Regions from separate parts of the Homo sapiens genome. Here region 1 is linked to region 2. A link is a loop called in an ENCODE intact Hi-C map of the cell type or tissue named here. Cell type or tissue: Caco-2. All regions are shown on one strand. Links, peaks and the distances in the headings refer to the core of each region. The heading gives the core; the rest is flanking DNA. Region 1 has its middle 13 kb from the start of SSUH2. Region 2 overlaps LMCD1-AS1 (LMCD1 antisense RNA 1).

Region 1 (5,377 bases), core at 87-5,086, 170 kb after region 2:
CAGTGGGTGGCTTCCCAAGGTCTCAGTGGGTCATTCTTGCCCCCATTAGTCCCCACAACCTCTATCTATTTCATCCCTCTGAAAATATTGACTTGGAACTCGTTATGCACACAAACTAGTCGGAATCCCAAACATGCCTCGAATCCATTTTCTGATTGACATCAATGAGCTGACAGCGTGGAGAGAAAGCACCATTCCTTTGTTCAGAGCCAATCAGAAAACTGATAACACAGCCCCTCGCTCTTCTGTTTTTGTCAGAAGAATGATTGAAGGTAGAGCAGAAGACTCGGGAGGCAAACACACAGGCCAGGATTTCAAAACCCGCTCTGTTCTATCCTAAGTTCAGAATGCTGGGGAATGTTTCAGATATCTCCACTTTTTTTTTCTTCTCCTCCTACCACTGTGGAATAAGGGAAATTGAATTTCAAAAGAATATTATTCTAACTAAATATAAGCCTGTGCTGCTATGAAAACAAAGTTTCTAGTTGTTGGGTGGTTTGTTCTGTTTTTTAATAATTTGTGTCCCACTTCAACAATAACCAAGGAAATTAAGATTTTAAGAAAGAGAGAGAGACAAAAAGAGAAAGAGAGAGACCAGGTTTGTGCAAATCTCAAACAGAACACACAACTGAAAAGCCTTCATGTTTAGGTTTGAAATTGAGAAACTTAAACCTCTGGCAATATATACTCTCCCTCTTTTCCATGTTCTGCTAAAAGCAGCTAATTTTCCCATAAGCAAGTCTGGCAAGAAAAGGAACAAAGGTTTGGTCCAGGACACATTTTACTATTTATTCTTCTAACATACAGGAAATGAGGCCTCCTGGAACCTCGCTGCTGCCCGCCTCCTGGCCACCTCTGCCCTGTTTTGTGTTCCCAACCTGGCACAAAACCTGCTTATGGATTGAGCGTTCCAATTCTTGGACTCTCAGCCCCTCTTGACAGCACCAGGCAGTCACTGACTGTGACCCAGGGACGGAGCAACAGCCATTCCACAAACAGTCCTCATGCCCCACCATGTGCCCTAGGCTGGGGACACGACGGGGAGCGAGGAAGACACAACCCCTGCCCATGTGGAGCCAACATGATGGAAAGGACGAAAAGGCCACATCATCTCATTCGGTCCTCACTACAACCCTGTGAGTTGAGAATTGTTATTAGCCTCAGTTTATAAATGAGAAAACTGAGGCACAGGGAGGAAGTGACTTGACCAAGCTCCTACAGGTGGGAAGTGGTGGAGCCGGGATTTGAATGTGGGTTTTTCTGGCTCCCACGATGAGTCTGCCTCCTCTTCCATGGGATTTACCACTCTGCTTCATTTTTTGGTTTGTTTGTTTGTTTGTTTGTTTGTTTGTTTGAGACAGAGTCTCACTTACTCTGTCACCCAGGCTGGAGTGCAGTAGCACAGTCTCAGCTCACTTCAACCTCCACCTCCCAGGTTCAAGTGATTCTCTTGCCTCAGCCTCCTGAGTAGCTGGGACTACAGGCATGCACCATCACACCCGGCCAATTTTTGTATTTTTAGTAGAGAGAGGGTTTTGCCATGTTGGCCAAGCTGGTCTGGAACTCTTGACCTCAAGTCATCCTACTGCCTTGGCCTCCCAAAGTGCTGGGATTACAGGCCTGGACCACTGTGCCTGGCCCACCACCCTGTTTTATAATTACCTCCTTTCTTAGCTCTCTTTCCTGATTGACTCTAGACTTCAGGATAGCATCTCAGGCATCTTCACATAACTGACACTGCACTTGATGAGTATTTGTTGAATAGGTGAGTGGATGAATAATCAATCCAAAGGGTGGTACAAGTCATGGAAGGTTAGGAGGCAGAGGAGTAATACAAAGTGGCATGAAGAAGCCCAAGACTCAGCCCCTACCCTCAAGCAGCTTTCAACCCAGGTGGGACGGCATGACATGGACACGTGGAAGTTCTCTAGCACTGACAGGCCACCCTCCATGAGGTGTTCCATGCTCATAGACAGTGGGTACGACAGGAGGTCAGATGAGCCCACTCTTTTCTGGGAAGGGGGAGATCAGGAAAGGCTGCCTGGAGGAGGCGAGGCTGACACTGGGCACTGAAGGATGAAAAGAGTCAAGTACATGGAGAAGAGGAGGGAACAAAGGCTGACTACCGAAATTATGCTCTTTCTACCACATCCTACCAAGAGGTGAGTATAGAAGGAAGGGAAGGAGGGAGGGAGAAAGGAAGAAAAGCCTTCACTATGGTAACACATGGAGGATTCAGTTCTGTAGACTCCGACACCCTGGCCTCCCTCTTGCTCAGCAGAGAACCAGGCATGGCGCCACCCTCGCTCTCCAGTATGTGTGCATATCTGCTGGTATCAGCAGGCAGTGGGGCTGTCCCAGTCTCTTCCCAGCCTCCACGCCTGCATAGCCCTGCATGGGCAGGACCGTAGGCACCCTTCTCCCCACGACAACTCCAAGGCTGGCCCTCCCTGTTCTTCCCATGTGTGGGGAGACAGTGAGGGAGGTGAGAAGAGCATCCACTCTGCAGTGAATGGGCCTGGGGTCAAACTGCATCCTAGCTGGGTAACCCTGGGCAGGTCACTTAACCTCTCTGACCCTCAGCTTCTACATCAGAAAACTGGGGATGACCCTCATGGAGATATTTATTACAGGCTAAGAGATGACGACATGTGTAAGCAGTTAGCGGAGTGCCTGTGGCTAGCAGAATCTCAGTAAGTGGAAGGCATTGCTATGAGTAGAATTGCTGTTATTCATATCGAATTAGGTGGTAAAATTAAACCTTTATTGCTCCTTGCGTGACCACTTCAGAAACTCTCTCAGAGTTTCTGGCTAGAGGAGAAAGAGGGGGTACTCTGGGCCTTTCTGGAACACCTGGTATCCTTGCCAGGGCAGCTGGTCCCCAAGGGGCAGGACTGTTTGCTTTCCACTTGCTTGCCGCAGACCAGCCTCCATTGGCGACTGGCTTGGGCCGCCAGGCTGGGTGGGGCAGGTGCGTAAACTCTGTGATGCATTCTTGGGCTCCCCAAGGTAAAAATAGTTTTGCTTTGTTCGGCCGGGTGGTTTACACACTCGTTGGCCTGGCAACCTGCCCACTGGAAAGGCAAAGGCCAGACTATTTCTGGCTGCAAAAACAAGCCCCCGCCAGGCCCCAGCGTCAAGCCTCCAGATAGCAGTATTAATATTCTGCTATCTCATTCTTTCAGGCCACAAAAAAACAGAGAAGAAAAAAAGCCTTGTGCCTGCATGACTTCTCCTTCTATTACCCACAATCACAGCTGCCACAGCTACTGCAGACAATGCCCAGGACTCTCAAATGTCACATTCCCCCAAACAAAACAAAACAAAACATAATAAAGGCTATAGTAGTCATATTATTAACAATAACATCAACAAAGTACTTACCATACACAAAGCACTATGATAGGCATGTTGCTTCCATGTTATCCTTCCTTCACAGCAGCCCTAAGAGGTACTATTACAAGGCCCATTTTCTAGAAAAGGAAACTATGGTTCAGAGAGGTAAAGTCACCTGCCCAGAGTCACACAGTGAAAAATCAGCAAGGGTGAAATTCTAGCCCAGGTCTGCCTGACTCCGAAATCCATGCTGTTTCTTGGCGCCACTTCTCCTTACACCTTACTAAAGAAAACATGGATGTTTCATTGTCTTTCTTTGTGGTTGCTTTTTTTTTAAAAGTAACAAACCCCACTGGGGCATTTTCAGTGGTTTTCTGGTGTCATTTCTCCCACCTTAATTGCCTCCTCTCTTCTTTTCTCGACAAAATCTCCAAGCTTTACTTGTCTCCTGTCTTCCCTTTGGCCCATCAGATTCCCAGGCCTTTGTTCCCTCCGCCTCTCCATCCACATAACTTTTCCCATCCTTCAATGCCCCACTCCAGCCTCACCTCCTCCAGGCAGCCTTCCCTGATCTCCCCCTGCCCAGAGCAGAGTGAGCTCCCTTCTTTCTGACCTCTGGTCATGCACACTGTCTGTGAACATGGGACACCTCAGCAGAGGGGGCCTTTCAGAGTTAGAGAATTCCCAAGTCCATATCATGTCTTTCCAGCTGGGTTGGAAGAATCTGCTGGAGGCCGGGGGCTGCCCGTGCTTCTGTGTGTCTGCTCACATCAGTCCCCTGACCCAAACCCTCAATGGGCATGGGATCCAGTATTCATCCATCTACCATGCATCATCCGTCTGTCCATCCATCCATATATGTATTCATTCATTCAATGGGTATTTATTGTGTGCAGTGTAAGAGATATGGAGATTCATCAGATACCTGCAGTCAGAAGAGAGAGAGATAGAGAAGGAGGCAATTAGAACACAGTCAATAAATGCTATGGAAAGTGGCATGGGTTCATGGGAATCTTTCCAGGGAAGCAGACATCTGAGTTGGATCTTAAAGGGAGAATGGAGTTCATTAGGTGAAACTAGGAAACCATTCTTCAGACAGGCTCCTAACACATGTCCTCTAGGGTTTGACCTAACGTTCTTCCCATCTCATCCCCATCAGCCACTGTACCACTCGGGTCCCAACAGGGAAGCTAGTCTGCTCCAGTCAGATCCCAGGAGGCGTGTTAGTTTCCACAGGGACTACACAATTCCTAACAGGCAGGGTTGGGGACCACACAGGAGAGTGTGGTTACCTGGCTAGTTGTAATGCAGCCATTACCACTTGAAAAGGTGAGAGGAAGGAATTTATAGAAATCCATAAAGAGAGCGCTGGTTAGAGACCCCCTTGAGGGCACAGTGACTTTCCATCAAAGGAAAAGAGCAGCCCAAGGCAACCTTGCAGGCCAGGAGCCAAGATCAACACCCTGACCTCACTCGCCTCTCATCCACTTGAGGCAGAAACTTAAAATAAATATGCATTCATTCACTCCAAGAAAAGTAACAGGCAAGTCAAGGGTTAAGAAGAAAAGAACAAGTTTTCCTCTGTCTAGCAATCTCACTTCAAGAACAGTTATAAGATAACACTGTTTGAGAAGCCAAGGCCAAAAGAATGGGCTCCAGACAACCCCCTGCCAGAGCAAGATTGAAGGGAAAAAAAGAGAGAAAGACAAATTCCTTTATTGTTACTGCTCCTTTCCCTGGCTTCTTAAGTACAGCTGTGTTTTACAAATGTCTATATTTAGCCTGTTCTTGTTTTTCTTTCACAAGGCCAACAGCTATGCAGGGCCACAAGTTACGTTATGCTATAGATTATATGACCTATCATATGATTAGCTGCTTTTGTTTTGCTTCTGTAGTCAACTTATAAAAACTGTGCTCAGTCTTTGTTCAATGCTCAGCTTTTTGGATATGAATCCACTGAGCCGGTGAGTACCTAAAATAAACAATCCTCCTGTTCTCCGTATCAGTCTCTCCTGTCCTCAGTTTCCTGCAACACACTCAT
Region 2 (5,377 bases), core at 319-5,318:
TCACCTGGGAGCTCATCAGAAATGCAGAATCTCAGGCTCCACCCAGAACCTGCATTTTAAAAAGTTTCCCAGGTAATTATTTTAAAATTGAGAATCACTGTCCCAACATAGTGAATCAGAATCTCTGGAGCTACATTTCTCAAATCTGCATAATTTCTAAGTTCACCAGATGAATTAGACACATACTAAAGTTTGGTCACCAGGCCAGGAAACCTTCGAAATGTCCTAAGAATGTCAACATTGCAGCATCTAAACTACGTTCTTCATAGGCCTCCCATACCCAGGAGTGTCACAAAAATTCCCTGTGAGCAGGCATGGGCAATATTATGATTTGACCTGCAATGTATCAACTTCTAAAAAAGGCATTGTAACAGCTTATACACAGAACAGGTGGTCAGCTAAGGAGCATAATAGAATGTGTTCTAATGAAACTCCACAACCTGCCACCCACTGAGCATGTCTCTCCATATCTGGAGGAGTTCAGAGCCTAAAACCCCACCACTGGCTTAAACTGTGCTTCTTTTTAAAAATTACAAGCTTTTTTTTTCTTGAATAAACACACACACACACACACACACACACACACACACACACACTTACACTCAGATTAAGTTTTTGATGACTTTTCAGAGCCCGCTTTTCCTAGTGGCAATTTATTAGCAAGTATTTTCAGTCTACCTCCAAAGAATATCTTGGATGTTCCAGCTCTCCACACATCCACTGCCACATCTTGTCTCATCTGCATGCCTGCAAGAACCTCCCAGCTGATCTCTCCACCTCTACTCCTGCCTTTTCTGGTCTCTACTCCACAAAGAGCTCCAAGTGCCCATTGGAAGACATAAATCAGACCATGTCATACCCCAGCCTGAGGCTAAGATCTGCCTGTATCAATGTCCTTCAGCTGCTTTAACAAATAATTACCACAAACAGTTGATGGCTTAAAACAACAGAAACAACTTATCTCCTGTTTCTGAAGGCTGGAAGTCCAAAATCCACATCACTGGGCTAAAATGAACACGTCAGCACAACTGTGCTCCTGGCTCTAGGGGAGAATCCATTCTTTGCTACTTCCAACTTCTAGAAGTTGCCAGCATTCCTTGGCTTGTGGTTGTATCACTCCAATCTCTGTCCCATGTTCACATTGCTTTGTCCTCTTCTGTCTGTGTTGACTCTCCCTCACCTCCCTTTTATAGGAACACCTGTGATTACATTCAGAGCCCACCTGGATAATCTTCCCATCTCAAGATCCTTAACATAATCGCATCTGCAAAGTCTGGTTTTGTAATATCAGATAACATTTACACGTCCCAGGGATTAGGATCTGGATACCTTTCGGAAACCATTATTTAGCCTGCCACGTTGCCTTTCCATTACACACAATAAAATCCTAAGTCTACTGTGGCCCATAATGTCCTACTGATATGGCCCTGACCCACCACTCAGGCCCCATTTTCTTCCACTTTTCTCCTCTCCCAGCCCACCCCGCCGGTCTACTTTCAGGTCTTCAAGTATGTTCCTACCCCCACAGCCTTTGTTTTTGCAGTTCCTTTTGCTTGGAATGTAATCTTGGCCTAATGTGCTGAGTGAATGAATAGCTTATTCCCACAAGCTCAGAAAAGACAATGGCAAAACTAGAAGGAGCAGCACGGCTTGAGACTAACTTTGCCTGCTTTTCAATTTGACCTAGAGAGTTTTCTGGTTAAAGATGTTTTTACCCCCTCTTTTTTTCAATTACCAAATATCCCAAAATAGCCACAGTTCTTAGTTATCTGTGGGCTCTCTAGAAGGGAGTCACTTTAGACAATTGTAGCCATCTGAACTGGATACTAATGGAAATCATGTCACATGGAACCATCTCCAGGTTTCTTGTTCTTGTACAAACAAGGCAGTCTGAGAAAGTCCAATAGATTGGCATTCCAATCTATTTTGACTTCCAGCAAGAATTTTGATGAGGCTGCTTCTTCTAGTGCTTGATGAATGCTCATTGTTGACTTTGGGCAATTTTACAAAAGCCACTGCTTCATCCTGCTCTGGAGACAGAAGGCCTGCCCATGGCTAAGTGGCCTTTACTTACCTCCTGACTCTGAGAGCAAAGCTATCATTAAATGGAATTTCTAATAGGTTATTATGATGAAAACATAAATATAAGGAGGTTCTTTTGCCCCATAAAGAAAGATGCTAACTTCTGTACAGTTATACAAATCAATATCAGCCACTATATTATAGATAGTGGGTTATCTAGAGTGACCAATTCAACTCATTCTGGTTTGCCTGGGACTTTCTCTGTTAGGATTGTAAATCCTGCATCCCGGAGAAACCCCTTAGTCCCAGATAAACCAGGACAGCTCGTTGCCCTAGTAGTAGCTACCTGGCCCTACCACTTGGTGAACTCAGGGCAAAGGGTATAAGTGGAGACCCACATAGCATAGGTCTAAATATGTAAGAGTTGTAAATCAAGCGAACACACTGTTGAATAAAAATATGTTCTCTCCTCCTACCATGACAAATGTTTTTGAAACAATTTGGCAGTTAAGATTTGAATTCCAAGTTCTTGAACTTCTCTCTGGATCCTGGTCTGTCTCCACCTACTCTTCCCACTTCTAGGTCTGTTCCACACCTCCAGGCGTCTTGCTCACATATATGCCCAAACTCCATCTATATCCCATACACAGCCAGCTCTTGGTTATTGCTTGGGCCTGGGGTAAATTGTTATGAGGTTCATCTTGGAAGCAAATAAACCCAGGAAAGAGGTGTGCTCTGCTCTGGAAGTGGGATTAAGACCCTTCAAAGACCCTGAGTGGGGACTAAGGTACTTAAAGCCCGGCCTAGAAGGAGTGGGTAGCCTAGATGAGGGCCAGAGTGTGGTCCTCAGGACTGGAGCCACTCTTGCCTGGGCATGAGGGTGATGCTGGTAGTCATCACTCGCTAGAGGCCCCTTGTAATTGGAAACCATGAAATAATTTCCAGTTTCCAAATAAACCACCAGGTCCTTCTAGGCAGAGGTTAGAGTTGTTCAATCTAGAGAAATAAAGTTGCACAAAATCTTACAGATGCCCTCAAACTACTCCTGGAAAGAACTAAGGTCCTCGCTAGAAGAAACAATTGTAGTGCAGTAGAGGAAAAAAAAAATCATGTAGCAAGAAGAAAAGCTGCTTAGAAAATGACTCTCATGCCTGGAGATTTATAAGAAAATTATCTGCCACAGAGGAGACCAAGAGCTTGACAAACTCATACTTCCAAGTTCATGTTAATGCTAAGATTTCTGTTTTCCTTCATGGGATTTACTTTGATGGATGATGCAGACGGCAGTGGAAGTATCGGTAGGTTCAAAGGACTGCCTGCTCAAAACGACTTGTCTGCTTTTGCAACCTAATCATGCAAGTGTGGTGCATGCCAGGAACTCTATGTTAAGTAAATAACAGTACAGATGATAAGAGGTGGCGTGAAAAATCATGAAAGTAGAAAGTGATGGTGTCATAGTGCGAGATAAGCTGGGTTTAGATAATGCCTCTGCAATTTACTACTGGTGGGGCTTAGGTGAGTTATTTTGCTTATGTGAGCCTTGGTTTGTTTCTAATCAAAATAGGGATCCAAAGAGTACCTACCACATAAAACTGGTATGAAGATGGATTAAGATACAGCATGTAGGCCAGGTGCAGTGGCTCACGCCTGTAATCCCAGCACTTTAGGAGGCCGAGGCAGGTGAATCACGAGGTCAGGAGATCGAGACCATCCTGGCTAACACGGTGAAACCCTGTCTCTACTAAAAATACAAAAAATTAGCCAGGTGTGGTGGTGGGCACCTGTAGCCCCAGCAACTTGGGAGGCTGAGGCAGGAGAATGGCTGGAACCCGGGAGGCAGAGCTTGCAGTTAACCAAGATCGTGCCACTGCACTCCAGCCTGGGCAACAGTGAGACTCCGTCTCAAAAAAAAAAAAAAGATACAGCATGTAAAGAACTCAACCCAGTGCCTGTAGCCTGATAATTGTTCCAAAATATTTCTTACCTGTAGTAATAGAAGTGGTGGTGGTGGTAGTTGTAGTATGACACAAGTAGAGTAGTACTAATCATTTTCAGGAACAGGCAATAATTGTAGCAATATGAGGTGTAAGCAGATTAGTTGGTGATATGGTTTGGCTGTGTCCCCACCCAAATCTCATCTTAATTATAGCTCCCAAAATTCCCACATGTCTTCGGAGGACCTGGTGGGAAGTAACTGAATCATGGGGGTGGGTCTTACCTATGCTGTTCTCTTGATAGTAAATAAGTCTCATGAGATCTGATGGTTTTATAAAGGTAAGTTCCCCTGCACATGCTCTCTTGCCTGCTGCCATGTAAGACATAACTTTGCTCCTCCCTTGCCTTCCACCATGACTGTGAGGCCTCCCCAGCCATGTGGAACTGTGAGTCCATTAAACCTCTTTCCTTTATAAATTACCCAGTCTCAGGCATATCTTTATTAGCAGCGTGAGAATGGACTAATACAGTTGGATTCTGAGATTCATTTCTCTTGAGTCTGGATGAGAAGGAGTCCACTTTAGTGATAATTGAGATATTGGGTAAAAGAGTCCTTTGGGGGAAGGAGAAGATATATGGATGAAGCCTGAAAAAAACTGTAAAATGACCAAATGGAACTGGCAGGGAAACATGAATCATTCACACCTTCATTAGAATATGCAGCACTGTGTCAGCCATGCCTTGAGCATAGAGCCATCCTAAACCATGTGGGGGACACCAAGAGAAGCTTCTGAGGATGCTCCCCAGCATACTCACAGTTATGAAGACTCCACCTGAGTCACTGCAGCAAGTCAGTGACATCTTAGATGATAGAAGATGGGTCACTTACTGGCAAGCCTGTATCAACACCCCCCCTTAGCAACTGTCCCTATCACTGGCCAAACTTAGGTACTACACGATCTGTAGATGAATCACTTCTAAATTAAGCATGAAGATTTCCAAATTAGTTCAAAATGATCTAACATCTAGACAGAAGGTACATAACGGAGGACGGGAACATAAGGAGTGGGAAAAAATAGAAGGTTATGTTCTTTGAGAAAACAATTTATTTTCTTTTGAAAGGCAGGACCTATTTTTGCAAAAAATGACTGACTCACTTTATTTTTTGGATCATTGTAAAGGAAAGAGAGTGTGTGTAATGCGTTGCTTTACAACCAAATAAAGATGTCATGTGGACATTAAGCTTTCTAATTTGGTTTATATTATTCCAGCTACAATCAAAATGCACACGTGAATCTAAGATTGATTCATTTCTGGGTTGGATTGCCTAACGTTCTTTCTACTGTTATAAGTAACTTCCCGAAAAACCTTTCTCATGCTTTCTGGGACTCAGGAGCATAGTTCACCCTAAGATGCCCTC

The links. Peaks named below come from ENCODE experiments on the same cell type or tissue, not always from the same donor. Only the 100,000 strongest peaks of a DNase experiment are listed, where the experiment ranks them.
Region 1: a loop joins it to region 2, with 2.8 times the contacts of the local background. A loop is called at or near these places in 2 of 110 quality-filtered maps.

What each region holds. Positions count from the first base shown.
Region 1 is chr3:8,655,541-8,660,917 of GRCh38, forward strand. It overlaps a transcript of SSUH2 not described here. Among named protein-coding and RNA genes, the nearest start is that of SSUH2, 13 kb to the left of the region's middle. RefSeq lists enhancers at 2,663-2,852, 3,003-3,052, 3,083-3,132. In Caco-2, for the core only: no CTCF peak of the experiment used is centred there; DNase peaks (open chromatin) are centred at 211, 3,021 and 4,997.
Region 2 is chr3:8,483,738-8,489,114 of GRCh38, forward strand. The region is part of intron 3 of LMCD1-AS1 (LMCD1 antisense RNA 1); the gene reads right to left. Among named protein-coding and RNA genes, the nearest start is that of LMCD1-AS1, 15 kb to the right of the region's middle. In Caco-2, for the core only: no CTCF peak of the experiment used is centred there; a DNase peak (open chromatin) is centred at 3,374.